2 separate regions of the Homo sapiens genome follow, and region 2 is linked to region 1. Evidence: chromatin loops called from intact Hi-C (ENCODE). Cell type or tissue: heart right ventricle. All regions are shown on one strand. Region 1 overlaps LOC107986023 (a long non-coding RNA gene). Region 2 overlaps LOC107986023 (a long non-coding RNA gene).

Evidence for each region. Peaks named below come from ENCODE experiments on the same cell type or tissue, not always from the same donor. Only the 100,000 strongest peaks of a DNase experiment are listed, where the experiment ranks them.
Region 2: a loop joins it to region 1, with 4 times the contacts of the local background. A loop is called at or near these places in 4 of 110 quality-filtered maps.

Annotation. Positions count from the first base shown.
Region 1 is chr3:130,757,823-130,762,822 of GRCh38, forward strand. The region is part of intron 2 of LOC107986023 (a long non-coding RNA gene); the gene reads right to left. Among named protein-coding and RNA genes, the nearest start is that of PIK3R4, 13 kb to the left of the region's middle. In heart right ventricle, CTCF peaks have their summits at 2,091 (motif pointing right) and 2,294; a DNase peak (open chromatin) is centred at 2,100; H3K27ac peaks cover 769 bases.
Region 2 is chr3:130,834,648-130,839,647 of GRCh38, forward strand. All of the region lies in intron 2 of LOC107986023 (a long non-coding RNA gene), which reads right to left. LOC105374107 (a long non-coding RNA gene) reads left to right here. Exons shown (of 5, transcript XR_001740494.2): 5 at 1,696-1,925. Among named protein-coding and RNA genes, the nearest start is that of ATP2C1, 57 kb to the right of the region's middle. RefSeq lists enhancers at 4,178-4,943, 4,944-5,000. In heart right ventricle, no CTCF peak of the experiment used is centred here; no DNase peak of the experiment used is centred here; H3K27ac peaks cover 2,463 bases.

The sequences.
Region 1 (5,000 bases):
CTTAGGGGCCAGGGATGGTGCTAAACATTCTACAATTCATAGAAAAGCAACACACACACACCCACACCCACACACACCCACACCCACACACACCCACACCCACACACACCCACACCCACACCCACACACACCCACACCCACACACACACGCACACACCCACACACACACACACACACACACATACAGAGAGAGAATTATCGGTAACAGAGGCTGAGAAATCCTGTCTTATAATTTTAAGACTCTACAAGTATTTAGAATACTTAAACTGTAGGGGGAGGAACCAGAATTATCGGTAACATAATAGAGGTTGAGAAATCCTGCCTTATAATATTAACACTCTACAAGTATTTAGAATAATTAAACCGTAAGGGGAGGAACCTATAGAAAACATCAACTTCCTACAAGTCTTCTAACTATAAGATTTTATTTGCAATGTGGTATTTATATATGGCATGGTCTACAAATAGCAAAGATCATTTCCTAGGCAAATTTTCATTTCGTATATAATATGCTGAATGTCAATTCTCGGTGAACAAAAGAGTTTATCAATATACATAATCCATGATTTTTACCTATCCTACATTTCCACACTTTGAAGGCATTTTGCCATCGTCTTTTTTTACCCTTGTGTGGGTAACTTATTTGTGTACTACTTGGAAGAGTATTTGTCTTAAAAATTGCTTTATGTTAGTTTTGACCATCCTCTTACCTGTCCTGAAACCTAAGCTCAAAGAAAATAAACAATTTTAATGTAGAGCACAGAGATATCAATATAATTTCCTTAGGAAGTCTTGGATGATTCTCTCTTTTATTAAATGTTATACATGCTATATAACCCTGTCTTTGCTGCTTCTCCTTTTTCATATTGGTCATTCACTAAGCACAAGAAGACATCTAATTTTGAAGAGCTGGCTTTCTAGTAAAGATGAAGCTGAAGGGTTTTCCCCTCCCCTCCACAGCATGTTCCACTGGGTGCACACAAAGCAATTACAACTCATGTCAGCCCTTTTCCATGTGATAGCATCAGCAATTTTGCCCAGGGCTTCTTTTCTGATGAACAGTAGCAGAAATAATGGCCTAATTCACTAAAAACAAAGCAAAACAAAAAACATTATCCCTGTTGCTTTCTCTAAAACAATGCGATATTAACCAAAGTCCTTCCTAATTAAAACAAAGCTATCCAATTATGCATTTTAATACTGTGAGGATTTTTAACAATATCAAAGTGAAAAAGATTCATTAGAAACATATTAAAAACTAGGCCATGCGTGGGTGGCTCACGCCTGTAATTCCAGCACTTTGGGAGGCTGAGGTGGGCGGATCACTTGAGGCCAGGAGTTTGACACCAGCCAGAGCAACATGGTGAAACCCCATCTCTACTATAAAAAAATACAAAGTTAGCCAGGCGTGGTGGCCCCCACCTGTAGTCCCAACTACTTGGGAGCTGAGGCAGGCGAATCCTTTGAACCTGGGAGGCAGAGGTTGCAGTGAGCCAAGATCACACCACGGTACTCCAGCCTGGGCAACAGAGTGAGACTGTGTCTCAAAAAAAAAAAAAAAAAAGAAAGAAAAAAGAAACAAAGAAAAGAAAAAGAAACATATTTAAAAATGAGGAATTAACCTGAGCTCAGACAGAAACAAATTCTGGTCTATTTGAATTTCTTGTGTTTTAAATATATTTCCAAGTTATTTATGGATCCCAGGAGAGTCTACTTTGTCTTTCAGTGCTGGTACTATCACAATTTGACATATCCTCAAGCCTTTAAATGTAATTTTAGGAGAGATGCTTTAAATATCCTGTTAACTTCAGGAAATAGTGGCGCCATGTTTATTTCAACGCGAGGAACAATGAATTCTTTCTTGAAGTACATTTCTGAATTTCTCTGGGGTTCAATTTATTTTCCACATACCCGCCAAAATAGGAATAATCATATCTCTCTACATTAAAGAATACAAGATAAAAGACCTTGTAACATTTTATCATGTTTAAAATAAAGCAGTAACAATAAATAGTTATGCAACAAGAAAACAACTTTTTATCCTAGGGGCAGAAAGAGGGCAAAAAGTTTCTGAAGAATAGAATTCCACTAGAGGGCAGTGCACCCCAGTGGAGGCTCAGAGCAAATGTGCACAGGACGTCTGATTAAGAAGTTATGTGGCAAACACGGAAAGTGTTTGTGATATAATATTACTATAAATAAAACAGCTACAGGAATTTTTTTACATGACTTCAGATGCTCCTTGAAAATCACATATGTTTGTGGTCAAATATCGTGCAGTATTTGAGAACATGATCTTAGACCTGGGGTCATTCCTCTGTGCACCACTGTCCTTGGATGAGTTGTTTAAAATCTCTTGAGTCTCAGTTTCTTTATCTGTAAAGCCAGAGGCAATTACAGATACCACATAGGACTGTTGTGAGCATTAACAGGGATCATATATATATAAAAGTCCAGCATGGAACCAGGCATATAATATTGCTCAGCAAAAAAAATCACAGGATGATGATGACAAAAAATACTAAAAAGGAAAATAAAATAATTTTAATTATTGGAGTAGGTTGTTTAGAGATTTATTGCATAGTATATCTTATTTACATTTACAATGGAGAGCTTGTGATGGAATATATATTTTTATTGACTGTAAATGAAATTATTCTCATCGATGAGAGAATAATTCTATTATTCTCTTCAGCATTTTAAACTCCAGAGAGAAAAATTTTCATGTAGCTACAAAATGTTATTTTTCTCATTTTAATGTCTAGAATATCATTATCACATTTTTGCTATTTCTTTTCATTTCCTAAATGAATAAACTGTCAACACCCAAAGGAAAAAAAATGGAATATACAAATAAGTTATCTCTGAATCCTTTTAAATATTATTCCTCACAAGTTATGTAGCCTTGGGATAGTATAGTATATTTCTCTTAGAACTCTCAGTGTAAGAAAATTTCATCTGATGAAAAATAGAAATATGTCAAATATGACAATTACTCTTTACAAAATGATTGTTTAAATATGAGTTCCTGTAATCATTTAGGAATTTCTTTACAAAATAACTACATGTTACAGAGGCAACAGGGCATTGTAACTTAAGGCTAAAATACTCCATCACTGACAATGAAAGGTCATTCAGAAATAAAGATTGAATGTCTCTGAAATTATAGTATGAATCAAAGTGGAAATATTTAATTTATAAAATTTTGATTTATACATGTCCCCTCTGTTCTTAGCCTTTTAAAAGTAGCTGACTCACCCACCTATCATGTGAAAAAGATCAACTAAAAGCCAGCCCCAGGCAATAACTGTCATCACAGGCATTTGTCAAGATTACACCTACTATTCCTACATCATGGCTGCATCAGTGTTACCCAGATGACCGATATCACCATCATCACCAACATCTCCACTATAACTACTACTTCCTCTGACTATATAAACTTATTGTTCACTTTTTTCATCTCCCTATTTATTTGACCTCACCTGGCCAGTTAAGAGAGGAAATTGGTTAGGAATTTCCTGTACCTACTTGAATTCTAACCTCAGATGTAAATGACAACACATTCTTATGAAACTAAGGGTGGCAGTTACCCAAATCCGTGTCTAAACCAAGGATAGATTCTTGGAACATCAGGCTTTTGATAACCACTAGGAAATATCATCAGACCAGGAAGCTGAGGAGCTGTCCCCCTAACCCACCTGCCCATCACAAATGAGCTCTAATGGAAGATGGCTGAATAGAAGGCTCCACACTGATTGTCCCCCACAACAGGAACACCAAACTTAACAACTATCTACACCCAAAAAGCACCTTCCTAAGAACCAAAAATCAGGCGAGCACTCACGGTACCACGTTTGAACTTCATATCACTGAAAGAGGCATTGAAGAGGGTAGTAAAGACAGTCTTGAATCGCCGATGCCACTCCTCCCCCATCCCCCTGGCAGTGGCTGCATGGTACAGAGAAAGAATCTGTGCACTTGCAAGAGAGAAAGAGCAGCGACTGTGAGACTTTGCATTCAACCCAGTGCTGTCCTATCACAGCAGAAAGCAAAACCCAGCTGAAGTCAGCCAGTGTGTGCTGAAGGAGGGAGCATCTAGATGAGCCCTAGCCAGAGGGAAATTACCCATTCCCGTGGTCAGAACTTGAGTTTCAGCAAGCCTCATCACCACGGGCTAAAGTGCTCTGGGGCCCTAATAAACTTGAAAGACAGTCTAGGCCACAAGGACTGCAACCCTTAGGAGAGTAATAGTGCTGAGCTGGTTTCGTAACCAGTGGACTTGAGGGGTACACCACCTACTAAGAAGCCAGCCGAAGTGGCTAAGAGAGTGCTTGTGCTATTCCTCCCATAAACTCAGGCAGCACTGCTCACGTTCCAAAAGAGACTCCTTCCTTCTGCTTGAGGAGAAAAGAGGGGAGAGTAAAGAGGACTTTGTCGTGCATATTGGGCCAGCTCAGCCACAGTAGGATAGGGCACTGGTAAGAGTCATAAGGCCCCCATTCCAGGCCCTAGCTCCCAGACAACATGTTGAGACACACCCTGGGCAAGAAGGGAACCCACTGCCTTGAAGGGAAGGGCCCAGTCCTGGCAGGATCCATCACCTTCTAGCTAAGCAGCCCTTCAGCCCTAAATAACCAACAGTGATACCCAGGTAGTATACCAGGGGCCTTGAGTAAGACTCTGAGATGAGCTGGATTCAGGTGAGACCCAGCACATTCCCAACTGTAGTGGCTACGGTGAGAGACTCTTCCTGCTTGAGAAAAACAGAAAGAAAACTAAAGGGGGCTTAGTTTTGCACATTAGGTACCAGCTCGGCCACAGTCAGGTAGAGTACCAAGTAGTCTCTTGGGGTTCCCAATTATAGGCCTTGGCTCTTGGATGGCATTTCTGGACCCACCCTGGACCACTGGAGAGCACATTTCCCTTAAGGGTGAGTCCTAGGCCTGGCAGCATTTACCACAAACTGACTGAATAGTGCTTGGACCATAAGTGAACAT
Region 2 (5,000 bases), 77 kb after region 1:
GTGGAATCACCAGGAGTCTTGAGGACAAAGCCAGAATCAGATGACCTGGAATCTGACCAAACTGACTCACACAGGCAAAAATCAGAATCTATGTCCTTGGCATACATCAAAGCTGCTCAGCAAGAATTGAAATGAAAAGAAGTGCAGAGGACCAAGCTGGGCACAAATGCAAGACAAATGCAAGATAGGATTATATCATCTAGGAAGTCTCAGTTTTAAGCAACAGAAACTGACTGGCTGATTTTTAATAGAAAAATGAATCAATTGAGAGGATACTGGAAATATAAGGAAACTTTTGGAGTTGAATGATACTTTTATTATCTTGAATGATACTTTTATTATCTTGCTTGTGGTGGTGGTTTTACAGATGTAAATATAATGTATGTCACAATTTATCAAATTGGATAATTTAATATAGAATGTATTGTATGTCCATTATATCCCAATAAAACTGCTTTTAAAAAAGATATTGGAACCATATGTTACACTGATGCTGGGAGTGTAAACTGGCACAGTCACTTTGGAAAACTCTTTGGCAGTATATATAAAAGCTGAGCAAATGCTATATTCTATAATCTACCATTTTCACTTCTAGTTAACCACCCAATAGAAATGCATACAAATCTTTAACAAAAATGTGTACAACAATGTTCACAGCAGCACTATTCATATTAATAAAAATGTAAACTGCCTAGATGCTCATCAGCAGTATAATGATATGTATAAAGGGTTAACCCTGTAGGCCTGGGCTACTCAAACCCTGTATATTCCCAAGTTCTTCAGCAATGGCCCTTAGCCTGATTCCTGGGAAAAGGTGTCTGAGCCCTTGGACTATCGTGCCCGAAAAGAGTATCTTTTTATGCCTAATGGCTTGGGCTATGCCAGCTAGTTAGCACTAACAAAATGCCTATTTTTGTATGCCTGAGGCTTTAGGCCTCACTGTATCCATTTGACCCTATGGGGGCTGGAGACTGAGTAGTTCAGTCTCCAATAAATATCCTGGATGCCAAGGCTTAAGTAGCTTCCCTAGTTGGCAACACTTTGCATGTGTTGCCACATACCATTGCTGAAAAAATTGAGCGCTATCTGCGTGACTCAACCAGGAGATGATAGCTAGAAACTTGTGCCTGGTTTCTCCTGGACTCAACCCTGTGCACCTATTCCCTTTGCTGATTTTAATCTGCATCCTTTTATTGAAATAAATCTTAAGCATGAGTATAACAGCTTTTCTGAGTTCTGTGAGTCTTCCCAACAAATCATTGAGCCTGAGGGTGGTCTTGAGAACCCCCAACACAAATGCATAAATATTATAGTATATTTATAGAATGGAATACTTTGCTATACTAGTAAGAGTGAATGAGATACAACTAAACCAAACAACATGGATAAATTTCACAATCATAATGTTGGACATACACAACAAATGTGGTATGATACTATTTGTATAAAGAAAAACAAGACAAGTAGAATTAATCTATGATGCTAGGAGTCAGGATTTTGGTTATCCTTGGATGGCAGATGGTAGTGACTAGAGGGGGAATGAGGAAGCTTTTAGGATGTTGGTAATATTCTGTTTCTTTATCTGAGCACTGGTTATAAAAATGCACTGTCTGTAAAAATTCATTTTGTAAAAAAAAATTTATGTGCGTGTTTTTCTGTATATATGCTATACTTTAACAATGCAAAATGTTAAAGGATACTGGATGGCATGCAGAATCTTTGGAAGAACAACCAGATTGCCAGGCAACACAGCTAGAAAAGTGCCCCAAATCTCACCACAGAACAGATTTAATGAAAATCGCACTTCTGCACTGCTGGGCCATTATTACTATGACCACCGAGAATGCTGCCTCTAAAGAGTGGATGGACCTGCTCTCACTGCCCTGCTGCTTCCTGTCCCTAGAATAAACTCAGTGTGGTCTCTGCTTCTTCTCTGACTTGCTTCTTTGCAGTTTCTATGATGGCAGACAAGCTCTGCCTGATTAGAAGAAATTATAGATGCTGGGTAGTCAAAAGAATGAGACGGCTGGGCGCGGTGGCTCACGCCTGTAATCCCAGCACTTTGGGAGGCTGCGGTGGGTGGATCATGAGGTCAGGAGATCGAGACCATCCTGGCTAACACAGTGAAACCCCGTCTCTACTAAAAATACAAAAAATTAGCCGGGTGTGGTGGCGGGCACCTGTAGTCCCAGCTACTCGGGAGGCTGAGGCAGAAGAATGGTGTGAACCTGGGAGGCGGAGCTTGCGGTGAGCCGAGATTGCGGCACTGCACTCCAGCCTGGGTGACAAAGCCAGACTGTCTCAAAAAAAATAAAAAACAAAAAAGAATGAGAAAAGTCCACTAAAGTTTATTGTATCTGGAGATCTAAATTTGATTTTTAAAGTATTTATTGAGCCCCAATTATATGTTGGGCAACAAGTTAGAGGCCTTTACATATATAAAAACTCTTGATCCTGAGAACTGCTCTGTGACAGAGCATAGACCCCAGAGAGACCTTAGAAATATACTCAAGGTCCCCTTGAGCATTTAGCTGGGTAGTGGTCTGTGTATATATGATCTGCAAACTACCTAAGGCTGGGGAAGAAACATCCAAAAGAAGTAGAGAACAACAGTACCTAGTTAACATGATGTCAGGAATAGTACCTGTTCTTAAGCCAGTTGGGGAAAAACTCAAAATTCCCGATGCATTGGGTAGAAAACTCAGGAAGGTTTTATTTTACTAAGAGGAAATAATTAGCTCTGACTGAATACAGCTAAGAAATCATAAATCATAGATGTGTACACCTAACAAATCATACAAGTCATACCCAAAAAGATCAAACTATATCTAAGTAACTTAACCAACATTTCAGAATAAAACTTAAGAATATTTATAACAACACAAAAATATTCCACACTCAAAAGGTAAAATTTATAATGTCTGACATTCAAACAAAAATTACAAAGAAGCAGAAAAATATGACCCATAATGAGGAAAATAGTCAATTGAAACTAACCCAGAACCAACACAGATGTTAGAATCAGAAGATGAGGACATTACAATAGTTATTATAACTGTATTTCATATGTTCAAAATGTTAAATAGAAATACGAAAATATAAGAAAAGACTCGAGTAAAAACTAAAATGACTGAGATGAAAAGTACACTGGATAAAATTAATAGCAGATTAGACATAGTACATGAATTGAAGACATGAACAATAGAAGGCATACAAAGTGAAACATGGGGAAAAAGAATACAGAAATTGCCGGGCTTGGTGGCTCACACCTGTAATCCCAGCACTTTGGGAGGCTGAGGCAGTTGGATCACTTGAGGTCAGGAGATCAAGACCAGCCTGGCCAACACGGCAAAACCCCCATCTCTGTTAAAAATACAAAAACTAGCCGGGAGTGGTGGTACATATCTGTAATCCCAGCTACTCAGGAGGCTGAGGCAGGAGAATCACTTGAACCTGGAAGGCAGAGGTTGCAGTGAGCCGAGATCATGCCACTGCACTCCAGCCTGGGTGACAGAGAGTGGCTCTATCTCAAAAAAAAAAAAAAAAAAAAAAAAAAAAAGAAAGAAAAAAACTAATGAGCTGTGGGACAACTTTAAGTGGCCTAAGACACATGTTATTGAGGACTCCTAAAGAGGGAGCAGAAGAAATGTTTGAGTAAATAATGGCCAAAATTTTTTTTACTTGATTAAAACAATAAACCCACAGATTTATTGTTTTTAATAAACAAGAAATGAATGTATTGTTCAATGAAAACAAGCACAAGAAGCATAACATAGAAGACACCAAGACACATAATCAAACTGCTCAAAACCAATAATGAAGAGCAAAATCTTAAATGATTTGGAGTATTTCAGAGTTACTGGACAGATCTGGAACAGTGTTCCGGAAATTATAAATGTGTATTATCTTTTTATATCTTTTTTAGAACCACACACACTCTAGAAATATTAGGTTACATTAGAAACAGCTGGAAAGCAAAGAGACAAGTTAGGAGGGTTTTAAGGAGTACCATAGAAGTTTAGTGAACCTGAACTGGGATTGTGAAGTAACAATGGAATGTAGGAAACATTTAAGAATTAAAACTGACAGCAATTGAAGACTGTATGAGAAGGTGAAAAATAGCACTTGCTAGGAACTGACCAATAATATCAAAATTCATTGATCTAAGAGAGAAGATAATGATTTAATTTTGTACATGCTGAATTTGAGGTACATATAGATTCTTATATTGGGAAAGATATCTGGTATTCAGATACAGGTTTGGGAGTCATTAACACATAAACGGAATGTTCCCAAGTCCTTAAGCCTTCTTATGACATCTTTACCTGTAATATATCCAAATAAAATGGCCTGAATTTCAATTCTATGCATGTAAATGCAAGAAATCTGGGCCTACTAAGTATTCCTAGTGCAAAATGGGGAAGTCTAAGACCCAAACCTCTGAGGAAGGAGGCACTGGCCAGCTAGCACTCCTGTGTCTGAACTCAGAGGAGAGGAGGAGACTCCTGGGGGCTGGAACCCAGATCTTTGAGGAGAGAAGACTGGTTGGGAGTGGTAGAAAAACTGCAAGCTGGATTCAGCTTCTCCTAAAAAAGTGAACTACTGCTGCTGAAGTCCAGTCCCTGAGGTGAAAAAAGTGTTGCTTGAGTGATTGTCAAGAACAGGAAGCAAAACTAAAAAAGGAATAAGTCCCCTCTTATTCCTTCACTTTCTGTTTCTTTCCATTGGCAAAGGCTAATGGGGAACAGCTGGCAAAGCAGAAAAAAAGTGTGTAGAATCCCAGCGTTGCTAAGTAGAGAACAGAATTTTGAGTCTGGAGTTGAGAAACAATAACTTAATAATTGGCATACTCCTCTTAGTGGGACACTGTCTTTTTCTGGCTCTGATAAGGAATTATGCTTCCAAGGAATGGTTGTCTTAAGTATAGCTTGATGGTCACATGGAGCTGGCTGTGCTTTCAGAAGGAAAGGTAGAGCATGAATTCTGTCATAAGTGACCCC